Linked DNA regions of Homo sapiens: region 1 is linked to region 2. Evidence: chromatin loops called from intact Hi-C (ENCODE). Cell type or tissue: B cell. All regions are shown on one strand. Each heading gives the region's core, and the rest is flanking DNA. Links, peaks and the distances in the headings are about the cores only.

Region 1 (8,328 bases), core at 144-8,143, 50 kb before region 2:
CCGCGCCCGGCCTCAAGGAGCTTTTTGATCCATTTCTATGGGCTCCCCACCAAGGACACTTCAGTTAAACATTTGGCTGAAGTGTTTGACACCAAAGCACTTGCAGATAGGATTGGGGCAGAAGCCAAGTTGACAGTGTCACCTGTCCCTCATTTCACCCTATCGCACTAAAGTTCTCCCACACTTGCATTTCAGTTTCAATACTTTTTCTCATGTGCCACAAAGGAGGCTGTGAAGTTATCATTTCCAAAGTCTCTGCTGGGCACAGTGACTCACGCCTGTAATCACAGCACTTTGGAGGCTGAGGCAGGACGATAGCTTGAGCCCAGAGGTTCGAGCAGCCTGGGCAACACAATGAGACCCTGTTTCTATCTGTTCTGAAAACAAAACAAAACAGAAGTCTCTTGAGGAAGGGTAAAATTTAAAACATGTAAGACATTAGGATAGCAAAAAAATCTCGGTCTCCAGCACTGTCCTAACTTTCAGGGTTTTCTGTTATCCTAGTCCCTTGTGATAACACACCACATAGCAACTTCTCTTGGGTTACAGATCTTCCTCCTTCCTGACATTGGGAGCATGAGTGATATGGGCTCACATACCCTGGCTGCCTCCTTAACAGTCAGTATTAATTTGGAAGTAAAATGAGAAATGTAACACTTAAATTGAAGCTTATTAAATCCACAGAGGTAATGGCAATTCCAATAAAGCCAAAAGACCTTTCTCATTTTCTTTCTTTTTTCTTTTTTTTGAGACAGGGTCTCACTCTGTTGCCCAGCCTGGAGTGCAGTGGCACAATCATGGCTCACTGCAACCTCAACCTCCCCAGCTCAGGTTATCCTCCTGCCTTAGCCTCGTGAGTAGCTGGGACCACAGGTGTGCACCACCACACCCAGCTAAGTTTTAAATTATTTGTAGAGACGGGGTCTCCCTGTGTTGGGATTACAAGCATGAGCCACTGTGCCTGGCCACCTGCCTTATTTTCATTACATTTTTAGGATGGAGAGACTAGAAGAAAGTTTCTAGAATGTTCTGTTGAATCAAGTCATGGAGTCTAAGTCAAGGTTCTTAATGATGTTTCAGAACTTACAATGGATGGGGAAATCTGGATGTAGGAACCTAAATGGATAGCTCTATTTTCACCTTTTCTGTTGGATCGCTTAGAGCAGTTTCCTCCCCTGGTGTTTAACCATTATGAGATGGAAAGTGTGTTTTCATCTGCATTGAATCCTTGGCTGTAGGCACTGGTATCTGAGTTAGTTGAGCCAGGGAGAGGGCTACAGGAAGGCAAGCATATTAAGAATTGCTTCCTGGCTGGGCGCGGTGGCTCATGCCTGTAATCCCAGCACTTTGTGAGGCCGAGGCGGGCGGATCACAAGGTCAGGAGTTCGAGACCAGCCTGGCCAACATGGTGAAACCACATCTCTACTAAAAATACAAAAAAATAGTCGGGCGTGGTGGTGGGCACCTGTGATCCCAGCTACTGGGGAGGCTGAGGCAGGAGAATCGCTTGAACCTGGGAGGCGGAAGTTGCAGTGAGCTGAGATCGTGCCATTGCACTCCAGCCTGGATGACATGAGCAAGACTCCATATCAAAAAAAAAAAAAAAAAAAAAAAGGAAGTGCTTCCTTCTCCACTGCTTTAGCTTTTAGCTTAGCCTTATGTTCATTTAGCAAAAACTGTTATGAAGACAGATACAGTAGAATGAAGCTGGCATCAGCTGGTTTCTTGGTGACAGTTTTGGACAAAGGGAGGTCGGGGGGCTTTTGAAAAAACAGGGTCAGTTGAATATTGGGCTATTCATATCACATAGGCATCTCCTGCTTTGTCTCTCTTTCTACATGCTTTAACCCTTTCCTCTCTCCCTCCTCCTCCCACAGGAGGAAATCCTGAGCAGCCTGTTCAACTAGAAAATCAATGACTGGTGGAGACTTAGTTGCTAGACCGGCCTTTGTAAACAAAATCTATCTTTGGAAGAGAATGAGGAAACTTATGAGAGCCGTAGCAACCAAGTGTTGTTGTAGCAGCCTACATTTATTGAATACTATTTTGTTCACTGCTCTATTTTCATAAGCACTCTGTATGTGGACGATTTTAATCCTCTAAACAGTGTTATGAAGTAGATAATATTAATAGATGAGGAAACTGAGACAAAGATTGGTAACTTGTTCAAGGGCACAGTGGAGCCAAGATTCAAACTCGGGCAGTTTGTGTCCAGAGTACACCCTTTGAAGACCACCAAGCTTATAACTTTTCTCATATATAATAATTTTTGCCCTGAATTACAGAAAGATCTGAAGCCAGGATCGCTCAGGAGACGATGGAGAGAGCTCCTAGCAGAGTTGGGACGGTTCTCAGTGTGCCCCAATGTTGCAGTTGTTTTTCAGCATATTCTGTCTTTCTCCTCAGTCAAGGACCAACCTACCTTTTCTTTTCTAGTGCTGAGGAATGTAAACAAGTTTGCTGGGCCTTGCGAGACTTCACCAGGTTGTTTCGATAGCTCACACTCCTGCACTGTGCCTGTCACCCAGGTGAGGATACATAGTTCCCAGCTTTTGTCCGGACTGTCGGACTGTTGGGGATGCCTGGGAATGGGGATAGGTTTTAATGCCTATCATGGGACCAGTCTTATAGCTAGAGTCAGGGAAGGACTCAGCAGTTTAACTGTGGTGAACAGCTGGAATATACAGGGCCCGGATTTTCTTGGGCCTGGGCAGCCAGTAATTGTCAGTGTCTTTGGGGTACCATTTTCACCTCCATAAGAAAGTAACTGTTACACAGTGCATTGAAACATTTTCTTCCCCCTTCCCCTTACAGACACTTCTAAGATGGTAAGTGTACATGGCAACAAACAAATAAGTATTTTTAACCTGGCCACTTTGGCGAAAACAACCTCAAGTTGACTGTTATATGTGGTGCCAGTCTCCTAAAACTGACCCTCCAGATGTAATGAGCAAAGAGCTTATTCTTATCACTTTTATGACCTGAATGCTGAAGTGCCAGGTTTTGACCAGGGCAGGAGGTATGAATTGAATATCCCTTATCCGAAATGCTTGGGATTTCGGAGGAAAAAACACTTTCAGAAGTGTTTTTCAATTTTGGATTTTTTGGGATTTTGGAATATTTGCAGAATGCACACCAGTTGAGCATTCCTAATCCAAAAATCCAAAATCCAAAATGCTCCAATGCTCATTCGCTTGAGGGTCATATCAGCGTTCAAAAAGTTTCAGCTGTTAGGGATGCTTGGCCCTTACAGGAGAGGAGGAGCATCTTTGGCTCCCGATGAGCACTTTTCTCCACGTGCTTTCCGTCTCCTGGTTCTGAAGCAAAGCAAGAAGCTTAGCTGAAAGGAGTGGGTAGTAGAATTTGGGTGCCAGTTTCTTGATGGAGAGAAGAAAGGTAGCTCTCCTCTAAGCCCACCCTTTGATGTCTCAAGGTGAGTTTCTTCTCCCAGGAGGCAATTCTTGATGAATCTGTAGCACTCACTGGTAGTTTCTGTGTTAAATGCATTCATAGGTAAAAGTGATGTTCAGCAGTGCCTTGCCACACCCAAAATCATTTCTCAACTTTGATTGTTTTAATGAGTAATAATATCATTTGGGATGTCCTGGTTTTGCATGGTGTCTGGGTTAGCTGACATTGATACACCTCATAAGGTTGCTCATGGACAGCTGTAGGTGTTCATGGTTAACTTTTATTGTGCCCTTACTGTGTGTCAGGGCACTGTTTTAAGTGTTTTAGATGTATTAACTAAGATAATCCTCATCTGCTTTTCTGGATTTGTTACTATTTTTCCCATTTTACAAATGAGGAAATTGAGGTTCAACAATGTTTAACAATTTGCCTGACAGTTATTCGTGGAGCCAGAATTCACATGTAGATATTCTGGTACCAGAGTCCTCACTTTGAACCACTCCGCTTAATACAGTATCCTTTCGATAGCATCTAAATTGGTGTTTTGTTTTGTTTTGTTTTCAACTGTTATTAGTAGGCAAAGCCTTCTTTCAAAATAAAATCGACATGAAGCCTGTGGGATTTAGCAGACTGAGGCAAAGCTTCCCTGGTTGCTTTGGAATGGGAGGCCTGGACCTGCTGGCTCTTTGCCCTCCTGACACATCATCCCTTGTTTCCACAGCACACTCAGCATTGGAAGCACACTGCAGACGGTGTCTCATTAAAGCAGTAGCTCCCTTGAACCCACAAGTTAAAACGCCAGACTTTTATTTATTTGTTTATTTTTTCTGAGTTCTTATTGGCAGACTTCAGAATGAGGTACCTGAGGAAATATAGAAACCTCTGCCTTAAGGTTGATTTTACTAAATGCTCTATTTTCTGGTGCAGTTATTGACTGTCTTATCTCTTTTGTCAGGAATGTCTTTTTTAATTAGAAGACAGGAAGAAAACAAAAACCAGACTGTGTCCCACAATCAGAAACCTCCGTTGTGGCAGAGGGGCCTTCACCGCCACCAGGGTGTCCCGCCAGACAGGGAGAGACTCCAGCCTTCTGAGGCCATCCTGAGGAGTTCCTGTTTGGGGGTGTGAGGGAAAATCAGCGCGGATTTTAAAAAGATGGCTGTGGCCTGCCCGGCGTGGTGGGAGGGGAGCTGGTTTCCTGGTGAACTTTCTAAAAGGAAAAATAATTTTAAGTAAAGAAAAAAGAAAAAAAAGGAAGACTAAACAGAAACCAGAACTGAAACATTCACCTGGTAGCAAATGACACATGCACGCACACACACATACACGCACAAGCGCCAGTGCGCACGTGTACACAGAAAAACAAAAGGACAAGCTTTCTGTGAAACAAAATATTTACTTAGGGATAATGTGGGGATTCACATGAATTAAATAGCTGCAATTGGAAGAAGAGGGTCAGGGTCATTTGTTCAGGTTTTCTATTGTTTTGTCCTCTCTTTCCTCTCCTACCCTTCCTTCTCTTTCTCTCTCCCCTCCTTTTAAATGCAAATGAGTAGAAATTTCTTCTACCTTCCCCAGCTGTTTCTTCCCACCTTTAGAGTTGTTTAGACAAGGAGGAGTAAGCAAGGAACTTGTTCTGCTTTCTATCGTGGTCACATTGGTGATGCTCGGGACCTGCCAGGGTCAGAATTTATGGATATCTGAACCCTGACCCCGTTCATTCTCTCAGTCCACTTCCAATCCACATCAGTTTGTTGTCTGCCTTGGAGAGAAGAGCCAAAACTGGGGTGGGCGGGTGGGTGGGGAGTGCAGGATATAAATGTGTAAGTTTTTGTTTTTTAAGGTTTTTTTCTTAGTGAATTATTCACCCACAGACATGAGAGAAAAAAAGAGGGAGGGTGTGTGGAGAAAAAATGTTTACAGGGCTAACAAGGGATGATGTGTCATTTAGTATGTTACTAAAAAGTGTGGAAATGACTTGATTTTAAGGGGAGGGTGAGGCCGAAGAGGGAAGCCCAAAGCAGATCTTAATGTTTCAAAGGAGTGCAGCCCTTCACAGCCATCAGATATGAGGGCACTGTTCTGTCTGGTGTTGTAGCCATCTCAAGAACAAATCAACAGCAACAAAAGAGAAAGAATAAATTTTTAAAATTTAACCAGTGTTTCTTTGTTTTTACTTTCATTCACTGCCTTGTAGCTCGGAAATGGTTCAGCTAGACTAGCTATGGAAGCAGCCTTTGGTACCTGATAGACATCTGGGGATGGAGTTGAAAGGGCAGGCCCCTGCCCTGATGCCACAGACCCTTCAGACTTCAGGGAAGTGGTTCATTCTGCACTTTTTATTCTCCTAATTCACACCAAAGCTCATCACGCTTACATTTTACCCTTTTGTGTAGCCTCAGTGGGAAAGGGAGTTGGGTTACTCTTTCAGTTAAACAGTGTGGTATGGTTTTTCTACTATGGCCACCCAAGTAGACAGTTTCCTGACCTGCAGATTTATTGGTCTTTAAAAAAAAAAACTTTATTGAAGTATCATTAACATAATTTGCATGTGTTTAAGGTATACACTTTGATAAGCTTTGACATAAGATACATCCATGAAACCGTTATCACAATCAGGGTAGTGAACATACTCTTTATTTCCAAAAGTTTCCTTGAACCCCTAGGTAATACCTGTTTCCTCCCTCTTCCCATCCATCCCCATTTCCACATAACCACTGGTTTGTTTTCTATCACTGTAGATTAGTTTGCATTTTCCTGAGTTTTTAATAAATGGAATCATAACAGTCTGTTATGGCAATTGGGCTTTGAGCTAATACCTGCAGAGCTGTATTCTAATGTGATAGATCTGGCAGTGTTGTTGATATACTGACACTTCTCTGCCTTTTCTTTGCCTGTCACTTTAACTTTTTCACTCCTGGGCATAAATCCTCAAGCTACAGAACAATAGGAATTGGTGAAACAAATCTTCCAGCATAACATCAGTGGTACACAGGGTTTTAATCTCTAAAGAGGCAATATTAGAAGGAGAGAAAAAAACTTGAGTGTTTATAGAGTGATATCAGATTCCAGGGATCAGCACATTACCCCAGCCATCCCTCTCATGTTCTGGCTAAATAATAAAACCTTTAAGTTTTGTCCAACCATAGGTCCTTGAAATAACCAGTTGATTTTGCTCTGTTTAAGGAATTTGGCTGTTTTCACAGGCAATTGTGTGGGGAACTGAAAAAAATGTGTGGAAGACTTAATGCAGCCCTCCTTAGCCACTGAAAAACAGCATGTGGAATGCATATCTAAAGCTATAGCTTTGCAAACAGCCCTGTGTTGTTAATGGTGTCAGAACCTCACTGCTTACTTAAGCCTTACAGATTATTTGAAAGGGCTGCTCTGAAACTTTCGGCAGAGCAAGGATGCCCATCTAGATTTTAATTTAAAAAGGAACTGTTCAGGATCAGCTCACCTAATGGAGATGCTGTGTTTCTGCATGGCATTGTCTAGTAGAAATAGGATGAGTATCTCCCGTCCATGTGGGCAGGTCAGCTAACTGCACCTGAACTTGCCTAAGTCATCTCCCCACAGAATTGTCTGTTCCGTGATAGGATTAGCCATGAAATGTTGGCCATGATTATGTGGAACACAGATCATCAGCATTGGGGCTATTTCCAGCAAGACTGTACTAAAACACAGTAACTTGTAATCCTTATGTATCTGAAGGGAATTGTTATAAAGAACAGTAACTGAGAATGCACACCTAAGACATAAAGGAAACTGTGCTTTTGAATGGCATCAACATTCATGAGTTTATTTAAATGTCTACCTTGTGTGGCCCTGATTTAAGTGAATCATAAGATGAAAGCCAAAACCAAGAGACCTTAAAGGTTCAAGATTTTGCAACAAGATGTGCCTGATTCTTTGGGATAGATTACCAGCAAATGAGAACATTGCCTTCCAAGAATGCTCTTTCAGCAAAAATGGGAAAAGCCATTGATATCTTCTACTCTACAGAGACTGAAAAGGGTACGTTTTTTCTTTTTTTCCTTTTGTTTTGTTTTGTTTTGTTTTGTTTTTTTGTTTTTTTTTTTTTGAGAGGGAGCCTTGCTCTGTTGCCCAGGCTGGAGTGCAATGGTGGGATTTCAGCTCACTGCAACCTCTGTCTGATGGGGTCCAGCGATTCTCCTGCCTCAGCCTCCTGAGCAGCTAGGATTACAGGCACCCACCACCATGACCAGCTAATATTTGTATTTTTAGTAGAGATGGGGTTTCACCATGTTGGCCAGGCTGGTCTCGAACTCCTGACCTCGTGATCTGCCCACCTCGGCCTCCCAAAGTGCTGGGACTACAGGCGTGAGCCACTGCACCCGGCCAGGGTAGGTTCTTTATGTCAAAGAGCTGAGAGTCTTAAAAAGGGTATATTTAGTTGGTTATAAGGATGAACTTGGTGGGGACAAGGAGCTTGAAAGAAGGGAGAGAAACTGCTGGGGCTAAAGGGATGCATTCATCCCCAGGATGTGGGCATCAAGGTCCTGTGGGTTCCAACTTAAGCTCCAGCACAGGCCACCAGAGCAGCCAAAAGCTATTACCAAGGGGAGCCCTAGCCTGGCTTGGGAGCAGTGAATTGTACCTCACACTGGCCTGCCTTTACCTCTGGAGTTTGTTACATCTGTCACTTCTGGATACTGTTCATCCACAGCTGGCTACTACAACACAGAGATCTGTAAGTGACAGCCAGGTTTTCATTGCTGTTTTCATTTTAGTTTTAGGAAACCAATTAATACAAATTCAGGGAAGATTTTTGGCAGTTACTCAACTGCTAGCAGTACTGGGGAAGTCAGCCCACTCGTGGTCGCGAGGGGCACCTGGCCCTTCCAAGCTTCCCCAATTCATCTACACTCAGTCTCCCTGCTCCACCATTCATCA
Region 2 (8,328 bases), core at 158-8,157:
GCCTCCGCTCCAGACCCTCAACTTCCCTGCCCATCCCTGCCTGGAGGAGGGACCTATGTCTGCCTCTTCCCCTCCTGCCTTTACTTTCTGGGCTGCAGGAGAAGGATCAAAGTGAAAAGGTGAAAGTGGCCGCCCCTAACCCCAGGCCAGAGCTCAGAGGTGCCCCGTCCCTCTTTCCTGGACATAGTGTCTTCTAGAAGCAGGGACAGGCTGTCTTCACTGGATCTGGTGTGTTCAAAGTTAGCAGGGGCCTTGCCAGCACATTTCTCACACCCTTCAGAAAATGCAGCCAAGTCCCACTTTTGAAGCCCACCCCACCCAATGTGGGAGCCCCCAGGAACCCCTGTCACAAGCCTGGAAAACCGTGCTCAGGGTTGGGGGCGGGAGCAGTTGTCCTTCCCTGAGCACATTCTCCAAAAGTTGTGGCCTTTCTGACAGGTGCAGAGAGTCAGGGGATGGGGGCTGCTCATGTTCTCCCTGAAAAGACTCTCAGCCAGACCCCAGACCCCTGAAAGCAGCTCCACCTGGCGCATGTCTGTGGCCTTCCCCTGCGTTTCAGCCTGTGCTGGCTTCCCGGCCCTGGATGGTGGGTGGGCAATTGGAGAGGGCAGGGTGCACAGGATGACCCCCTTCCCCTGTGGGTCAGAAGACAGAACCCAGAAAATGTGGCCAGGCCAGCCCCTCACCCTCAGGCCCACATGGGATTCTTGTGCCCTTCAGGTGGGGCTGTCCCCAGGGAGCCCCCTGGGCAGCAGACAACTGCCCATTCCTCAGTCCTTGCTGGGAACTCCCAGGAGCAGTGGCACCCCCTGCGAGAGTGGCTGGGGCGACTGGAGGCTGCAGTGATGGAGCTCAGAGAACAGGTACCATGGAGACAGTGCTGGTTTGCATTGGGTAAGGAGGGCTTCTCATAGTGGGAGGGAGAGAAGGAGTTAGGCTTGGAGGGGGGAGCCTAAAATAGAGCTCTTATCTGAACAATTCCCTTTCTTTCTTTCTTTCTTTCTTTCTTTCTTTCTTTCTTTCTTTCTTTCTTTCTTCTTTCTTTCTTCCTTTCTTCTTTCCTTCCCTCCTTCCTTTCTTTTTTTTTCTTTCTTTTCCTTCCTTCCTTCCTTCCATCCTTCTTCTCTCTTTCTCTCTCTCTCTTTCTTTTTTTTTTTTTTGAGATGGAGTCACCATGTGTCACCCAGGCTGGAGTGCAGTGGCACAATCTCAGCTCCCTGCAACCTCTGCCTCCTGGGTTCAAGTGATTCTTACGCTTCAGCCTCCTGAGTAGTTGGGACTACAAGTGTGCACCACCATACCCGGCTAATTTTTGTATTTTTAGTAGAGATAGGATTTCACCACGTTGGCCAGGCTGGTCTCGAACTCCTGACCTTAGGTGATCTGCCCGCCTCAGCCTCTCCAAGTGCTGGGATTACAGGTGTGAGCCACCAGGCCTGGCCAGAACAATTCTTAACATTGATTCTTTCATGCAAATGAAGAACCTCCAGGCTATTTGTTTTGTCAGTTCGTGTTTCGTACTGTTCCATGTATTTGGGGAATGTTATGGAATGCATTCTATATAAGGCATCATCAAAAATATTTTGGATGGGTAAAGATGTCTTTAATTCTTGGGGCAAGGGTTGGGTCCCCATTTTGTCCAAAGGAGAGATTGGGGCCCGTGCCCCCCTGAGAATGGTGATCGTTTGAGCTGGATGCTGACCGAGGGGGACCCATCTCTGCTCTGGAATTGGCGAACTTCTTTCTCATCCTGCCTCATTTTCACACCCCTCATCTCTACTGGAGATGGTGGGGGAAGCTGAGCCAGTGCCTGCTATTCCATCTCCTTCCTCCAGAATAAGGACCTGCAGACGAGGGTGAGGCAGCTGGAGTCCTGTGAGTGCCACCCTGCATCTCCCCAGTGCTGGGGGCTGGGGCGTGCCTGGCCCGAGGGGGCACGCTGGGAGCCTGACGCCTGCACAGCCTGCGTCTGCCAGGATGGGGCCGCTCACTGTGGCCCCCAAGCACACCTGCCCCATTGCAGGGGTAAGTGCCACCCTATCCGCCCACTGGGGCCACCTAAAGACCTGCAGATGGCATGGGGTGCTTGAGTGACACTGCTGTCTCCTTAGGCTGCAGCCAAAATGGCCAGACCTACGGCAACGGGGAGACCTTCTCCCCAGATGCCTGCACCACCTGCCGCTGTCTGGTAAGCTCCCAGGACCTACCTGGATATCCCTCACCTGTCTGCCTCTCTCCAGCTACCTGTCACTGCAGCGTGGCACTCAAGATGTCGCATAATGGGCTCTGCCTGCCACTCCCACACCTTGCCACGGTGGCTTTCAGTTGATTCCGAGTAGGAAAAGGAGCTCAATGCCCACGGACACTGGGGGGTCCCCAAGCCACTCAATTCAGACCTGGCCAACAGTGGCATGGAGGGCAGAGAATGTATTAGGTTGGTGCAAAAGTAATTGCGGTTTTTGACATGACTTTTAATGGCAAAAACCGCAATTACTTTTGCACCAACTTAATAGTTGCTTGTCCTCCTATATCACCTCCCACTCTTCCACTGCCCATCTTCTACTTCGGAACCCCCTGGCCTGCCTATTCTCCCTCACCAGTTGCCACATCCACCTTCCCCCAGTCTTTCCTTCCTCCTTCCTCCCTGAGAAAGTCTTCGGTCTTCTTCCTAGGATCTCCCCTCTCTGGGGAATGTGCTGGCACCTGGAAGAGATGGTTTCCTAGGGTTAAGAGCATCAGGAGACGATGGGAGTGGGGGCGGGATGTCTCTTTTCTGCCTTTACACAGAGGGTAGCCCACATCCACAGAGCCAACTCATCCTCTTGCCCCTATGACATGTCCCAGCCTGGGCTGAGGTTTTACTTCCAGAGGCCCTGCCCTCCAGGAATCTGATGTCTGTGCAGCCACCTCAGTCTGCTCCCACAGGAAGGTACCATCACTTGCAACCAGAAGCCATGCCCAAGAGGACCCTGCCCTGAGCCAGGAGCATGCTGCCCGCACTGTAAGCCAGGTCAGCCTCCTGCCAGTCTCAGCCCCACCTCCTGCTTGCCTTCTCTGGCCCACAGACACAGCCTGCCACCTCAGTGAGTCTGGGACATGCCCAGGGGTGCCTACCCACTCACTCTGACAGTGGCCAGGGGAGTGCAGAACCCATGCACAAATCAGCAAATACTGGCTCTGGCCTGGGACTGAGCCAGAGACCATAGGGAAACAGGCACAAAATCTTTTTCCTGCCCTCAGGGAGCCTCCAATCTAGTTGAGAAGATAAGCTCATAGCCAAGCTACCACAAGATTGAAGACCCAATGAGCAGATTAAGAGGAGGTGTAGAAGGCAGTGCAGTGTGTATTTTGCCAGAGGAGGGCACAGGAGGCAGGGGAAGCCCGTCGAGGCTGGGCAGTCAGGGGGCCTTTACAGACAATGGGTCCTTTGAGCTGGGTCTTCATGGGAAAGTGGGGTTCCACCTGAAGGAGAGGGAGTACGTGAGGTTCCTCTGGGCACAAGGACAGGGTGGAGAGAGGTGGGTTGCAGGAAGTCCATGTGGGAAGGCCAGTGGGAACAGGCTGCTGTAAGCCTTGCAATTAGGACTTTTTTCTATGGGCAGTGGGGGGTATTGAAGGCTGAAGCAGCGTGTGGCATGGTCAAGGGGGCGCTTGAGGAATATTCACCTGGTGAGGGCTAGATGCAGACAGAGGCGTCGGGGCTGTGACAGCAGTTGTCTAGGCATGGAGCCAGGGATGGCAGTGGGCTGGAGAAAGGGGGATGTTTCTAAAGGACGGGCAGGAGCCGGTGACTGGCTGGGTCCCCTGGAATAGTGGAGGCCGAGCTTGGGACACTAGGATAGCAGTGGTGCTGGGGACATGAAGAGAGCTGGGAGGAAGAGGAGGTCATGGCTATGCAGGGGGGTGTTACTGGCTCATAAGGTGATAGTGTTGCCAGATTTAGCAAATGAAAGTCTAGAATGCTTTGTTAAATCTTAATTTCAATAAACGGCATGTAAGTTTTTAGTATAGGTATATCCTATGCAATATTTAGGACATTCTTATACTAAAATTGACGTCTTATTCTTCTGAAGTTCAAATTTTACTGGGCATCCTATATTTCATCTGGAAGCCCCTCCGAGAGAGGAGTCTCAGTTGGTAGTAAGAAAGGTGGGACAAGGACTCAGACCAGTTGGGTCTGGAAATGCAGCCTGGAGTGCTGGCTGGAGATGAGGACTAAAATCTTGGGGGTTGATGGATCTCAAAGAAAAGACACACAAAGAAAAGACCCCTGACCCCCGCTCCCCCAACACACACACACACACTCTTCAGGGCACGTGGTGCCTCAGGGCCACTGCTAGCCTATATGATGTCTTTGGTGAAATTTTAAAAGGCACCCTTTCCTCAAGACACTACTTCCATCTGTTGTAAAATAATGGAACCATGCTGATGATGTGCCTATCGGACACTTTACTGCCATCTGCTGGAAAGGGGTAGTAAATATCAAAGTCTCTGATGTCTGTCACGTGAATGGTGCCCCTTTAATGTGGCACCCAGTCCTTTGGGTCTCTTACTTGGGGGTCTGGGCCTGGTTTTCCAGGCTGCCCCAGGGCCACGGGGTTGGGGAAACATGGCATCCAGGGCCCTGTGTCATCTGCACCTGCCAGGTAAAGGAATCAGCCACCACCCACATCCCTGCTGCTGGGCAGACTGCCGGCCTGACCATGCCAAGCCCAAATGTGGGGGCTAGGCAGGGCTGCTACTGCCACTGCCCAGGCATCAGGGCTGAAGCCTGCTAGGCCTGCAGAGTAAGCCAGCTCTGGCAAAGGAGAGGGATGGAACAGGAAGGGACGAGGAGGGAGAGCAGGAGAGAGAGAAAGAGGGAGGATGGTGGGGGAAGGGAGGGCTGGCTCAGTGTCTGCCCTGCAGACAGGAGCCGTGCAGTGCCAGGGGCCCTCGTGTTCAGAGCTCAACTGCTTGGAGAGCTGCACCCCACCTGGGGAGTGCTGCCCCATCTGCCGGCCCGGTGACCTCCTGCCCTGTCCTGCCCTGCCCCGCCATCCCTTCAACCCCAAGGGTCCAGTACCTACTTGGGGTCATGCCTTACCTCAAGTGATGTCCACCCACCCTGCTGCCTGGTGACCCACTTGTCATCCTGCCAACCTTCCCAGGCTGTGATTATGAGGGGCAGCTTTATGAGGAGGGGGTCACCTTCCTGTCCAGCTCCAACCCTTGTCTACAGTGCACCTGCCTGGTGAGTCCACCTGTCCCCTCTGCCCAGGCCCTGCACCTCCCTGGACACCTGCCCTGCCCTGGGCCCTGCCTGCCACTCCTCCAGCCCCCTCACATGCCTCCCGAGAGGTGGAGCCAGCTAGGTTCTCCCTCCATCCCTGCCCTGTGCCCCCCTCCTCCGAGGGTGCCCAACACCCGCCCACCCAGCCCTCTGCGGGAGCCAGACCTGAAGCCTCACAGCCACTGGTGCATTACAGAGGAGCCGAGTTCGCTGCATGGCCCTGAAGTGCCCGCCTAGCCCCTGCCCAGAGCCAGTGCTGAGGCCTGGGCACTGCTGCCCAACCTGCCAAGGTGAGAGCCCCTGGCCCCTCCCTGGTAGAGCCACAGGTAGGTTGTCGTGCCATTTCTTGAATTCCAGAGCCCACCTTGCCGGCCTCCAGTGGGTTTGGTCCGTGGCGGAGCTGGAATGCCTGAGCTCAAATTCTGCCATTGCCACCTAGTGCTTGTGTGACTCTCTTCCTCAATTTCCCCATGTGTAAGGTGCAGATAATGATATTCCATGCCTCATAGTGCAGCTTAATAAATGTTTGCTTTCTACTTTGTGCTCCCCAATCATGAGACATGGGGTCAGCCCTCAGGGATGACCCCTAGAGTGTGACACTGAGTCATACACTAATGCAAAATCTTGTAACAGCCAAGGGCAGGAATAGAAGCAGGCACCAGCTAGTGTGCGAATTCAGAGGAAGGAGACCGAATCCAGCCTGGGCACAGGAGGGAAAGCGTCCTGGAGGCAGCTGGTCCCCAGGTGGCCCTTAAGGATAAAGAAAAGTTAGCTTGGTGAAGGGCTGAGGAAGGCAGTGAGCCTTCTAGGAAGAGGGGAGAAATCAAGCACAGGCGTGGCCCTGACACGGAGGGTGAGTGTGCAATGTTGGCTGGGAAGGTGTGAGAGGTGACGAGGGGCCAGAGATAGGTGGGGCACATGGGTGTGGCTATGCTCTGTCCACGGAAGACCAGAAAGGGCGGGCTAAGGAACTGAGGCCTCACCCTGCCTGGGGCACTGGGAGCCACTGGGGAATCTAGGCAGAGATCTGACCCCATCTAGTCTTGGCTCGGGAGAGAGCCCTCAGAGGGCATGTGGACAAGGAAGGCGGGCAGGCTGAGGCTGGGGTCCAGGCCAGCTCCCACCAGGCCTCCCTCTTCTCAACCCCTCAACCCTAGGCTGCACAGAAGGTGGCTCTCACTGGGAACATGGCCAAGAGTGGACAACACCTGGGGACCCCTGCCGAATCTGCCGGTGCCTGGTGAGTCCTGAGGCTGCTCCTGGTCTGTCCCCCTCCCTGCCCTCAGGCCCACTGTATTCATTTGCTCATTCTATGGAGTACTTCGCAGAGGTGTTGAGAGGGGACCCAGTGGAGAAGACCTAGGCGCTGTCTGCTGGGGGCTGTGCAGGCGGGGGCTGGGCAGAGCTCATCTGCGTGCCCAGCTCTGAGCCCAAGAGGTGCTCAGCCCGGGTTAGTGAATGAACTCAAGGAGCTCACAGGCTAGAGAAGGAGACCGGGCAGGATATGGCGAGCGGCAAAAGCTCCAGAGTAGGGGAATCACGGTTTGACCTGAGGCATCTAAAACTGTGCTGTCCAATTCACAGCCACTACTACCTGTGGCTACTGAGCACTTGACATGTGGCCAGGTTCAAAATGAGATGTGCCATAAGTGTAAAATACATGCCAGATTTCAAAGACTTCCTATGAAATAGGGGAATGTAAAATAGTAATCCATTATATGTTGATTACATGTTGAAATAACAGTTTGGATACATTGGACCAAATGAAATATGTTGTTAAAATTAATTTCATCTGTTTTGTTTTACTTTTAAATATTTGTGAGGCTGAGCATGGTGGCTCATGACTGTGATCCCAGCACCTTGGGAGGCTGAGGCAGGAGGATCACTTGAGCCCAAGAGTTTGAGACCAGCCTGGGCAATGTAGCAAGACTTTGTCTCAAAAAATTAAAAAACATTAACATTTGCTGGAGCACTTAAAATGACATAAGTGGTTAACATTGTATTTCTACCGGGCAGCACAGATCTAGAACATCTTCATGGGTGGGGTGGTGTTTACTTAGGCCTCAAAGGGTAAGTAGGATTTGAGCAGGGAAAAAGAGGGGAACGTACCCCAGATATAAGGAATAGCCTGGGGGAGGTAGGGACATGTAAGCCGTGAAGGCCAGGTGGGGGCACCTGAGGAGGGCTGTGTTTCATGGGAGCTTCCTGACAGCTTGCTGAGGACTAAGGACTCTGTGCGAAAGCTACAGGGCACCCAACCCCACTGCAATTGTTACAGGAAAGGGGTCCCAATCCAGACCCCAAAAGAGGGTTCTTGGATCTCGCGCAAGAAAGAATTCAGGGCAAGTCCATAGAGAAAGGTGAAAGCAAGTTTATGTGTTTTTTTTTTTTGAGGCGGAGTCTTGCTCTGTCATCCAGGCTGGAGTGCAGTGGCGTGATCTTGGCTCACGGCAAGCTCCGCCTTCCAGGTTCACGCCATTCTCCTGCCTCCGTATCCCGAGTAGCTGGGACTACAGGCGCCCGCCAACACGCCTGGCTAATTTTTTGTATTTTTAGTAGAGACAGGGTTTCACTGTGTTAGCCAGGATGGTCTCGATCTCCTGACCTCGTGATCCGCCCCCCTCTGCCTCCCACAGTGCTGGGATTACAGGCGTGAGCCACCACGCCCGGCCAAAAGCAGTTTATTAAGAAAGTAGAGGAATAAAAGAATGGCTACTCCATAGACAGAGCAGCCCTGAGGGCTGCTGGTTGCCCATTTTTATGGTTATTTCTTGATGATATGCTAAAAAAGGAGTGGATTATTCATGCCTCCCCTTTTTAGACCATATAGGGTAACTTCCTGACATTGCCATGGCATTTGTAAACTATCATGGCCCTGGTGGGAGTATAGCAGTGAGGACAACCAGAGGTCACTCTCGTCGCCATCTTGGTTTTGGTGGCATTTAGCTGGCTTCTTTACTGCAACCTGTGTTATCAGCAAGGTCTTTATGACCTATATCTTGTGCTGACCTCCTATCTCATCCTGTGACTTAGAATGCCTAACCATCTGGGAATGC

Evidence for each region. A loop is a pair of places that touch in the nucleus more often than their neighbours do. Peaks named below come from ENCODE experiments on the same cell type or tissue, not always from the same donor. Only the 100,000 strongest peaks of a DNase experiment are listed, where the experiment ranks them.
Region 1: it touches region 2 in a loop (7-fold over the local background); 12 of 110 quality-filtered maps call a loop at or near these places.

The regions. Positions count from the first base shown.
Region 1 is chr7:128,951,424-128,959,751 of GRCh38, reverse strand. It overlaps TNPO3 (transportin 3), which reads left to right. Exons shown (of 23, transcript NM_012470.4): 22 at 2,437-2,528; 23 at 4,367-5,567. The coding sequence ends at 2,497. Among named protein-coding and RNA genes, the nearest start is that of IRF5, 18 kb to the right of the region's middle. In B cell, for the core only: a CTCF peak has its summit at 4,442; a DNase peak (open chromatin) is centred at 4,701; H3K4me3 peaks cover 1,032 bases; H3K27ac peaks cover 4,497 bases.
Region 2 is chr7:128,900,961-128,909,288 of GRCh38, reverse strand. KCP (kielin cysteine rich BMP regulator) reads left to right here. Exons shown (of 40, transcript NM_001366122.1): 2 at 721-863; 3 at 1,836-2,025; 4 at 2,112-2,188; 5 at 2,926-3,010; 6 at 5,151-5,233; 7 at 5,469-5,562; 8 at 6,430-6,512. Among named protein-coding and RNA genes, the nearest start is that of KCP, 5.6 kb to the left of the region's middle. RefSeq lists enhancers at 4,426-4,930, 4,931-5,436. In B cell, for the core only: CTCF peaks have their summits at 4,260 and 4,461 (motif pointing left); DNase peaks (open chromatin) are centred at 4,458 and 5,128; H3K27me3 peaks cover 906 bases.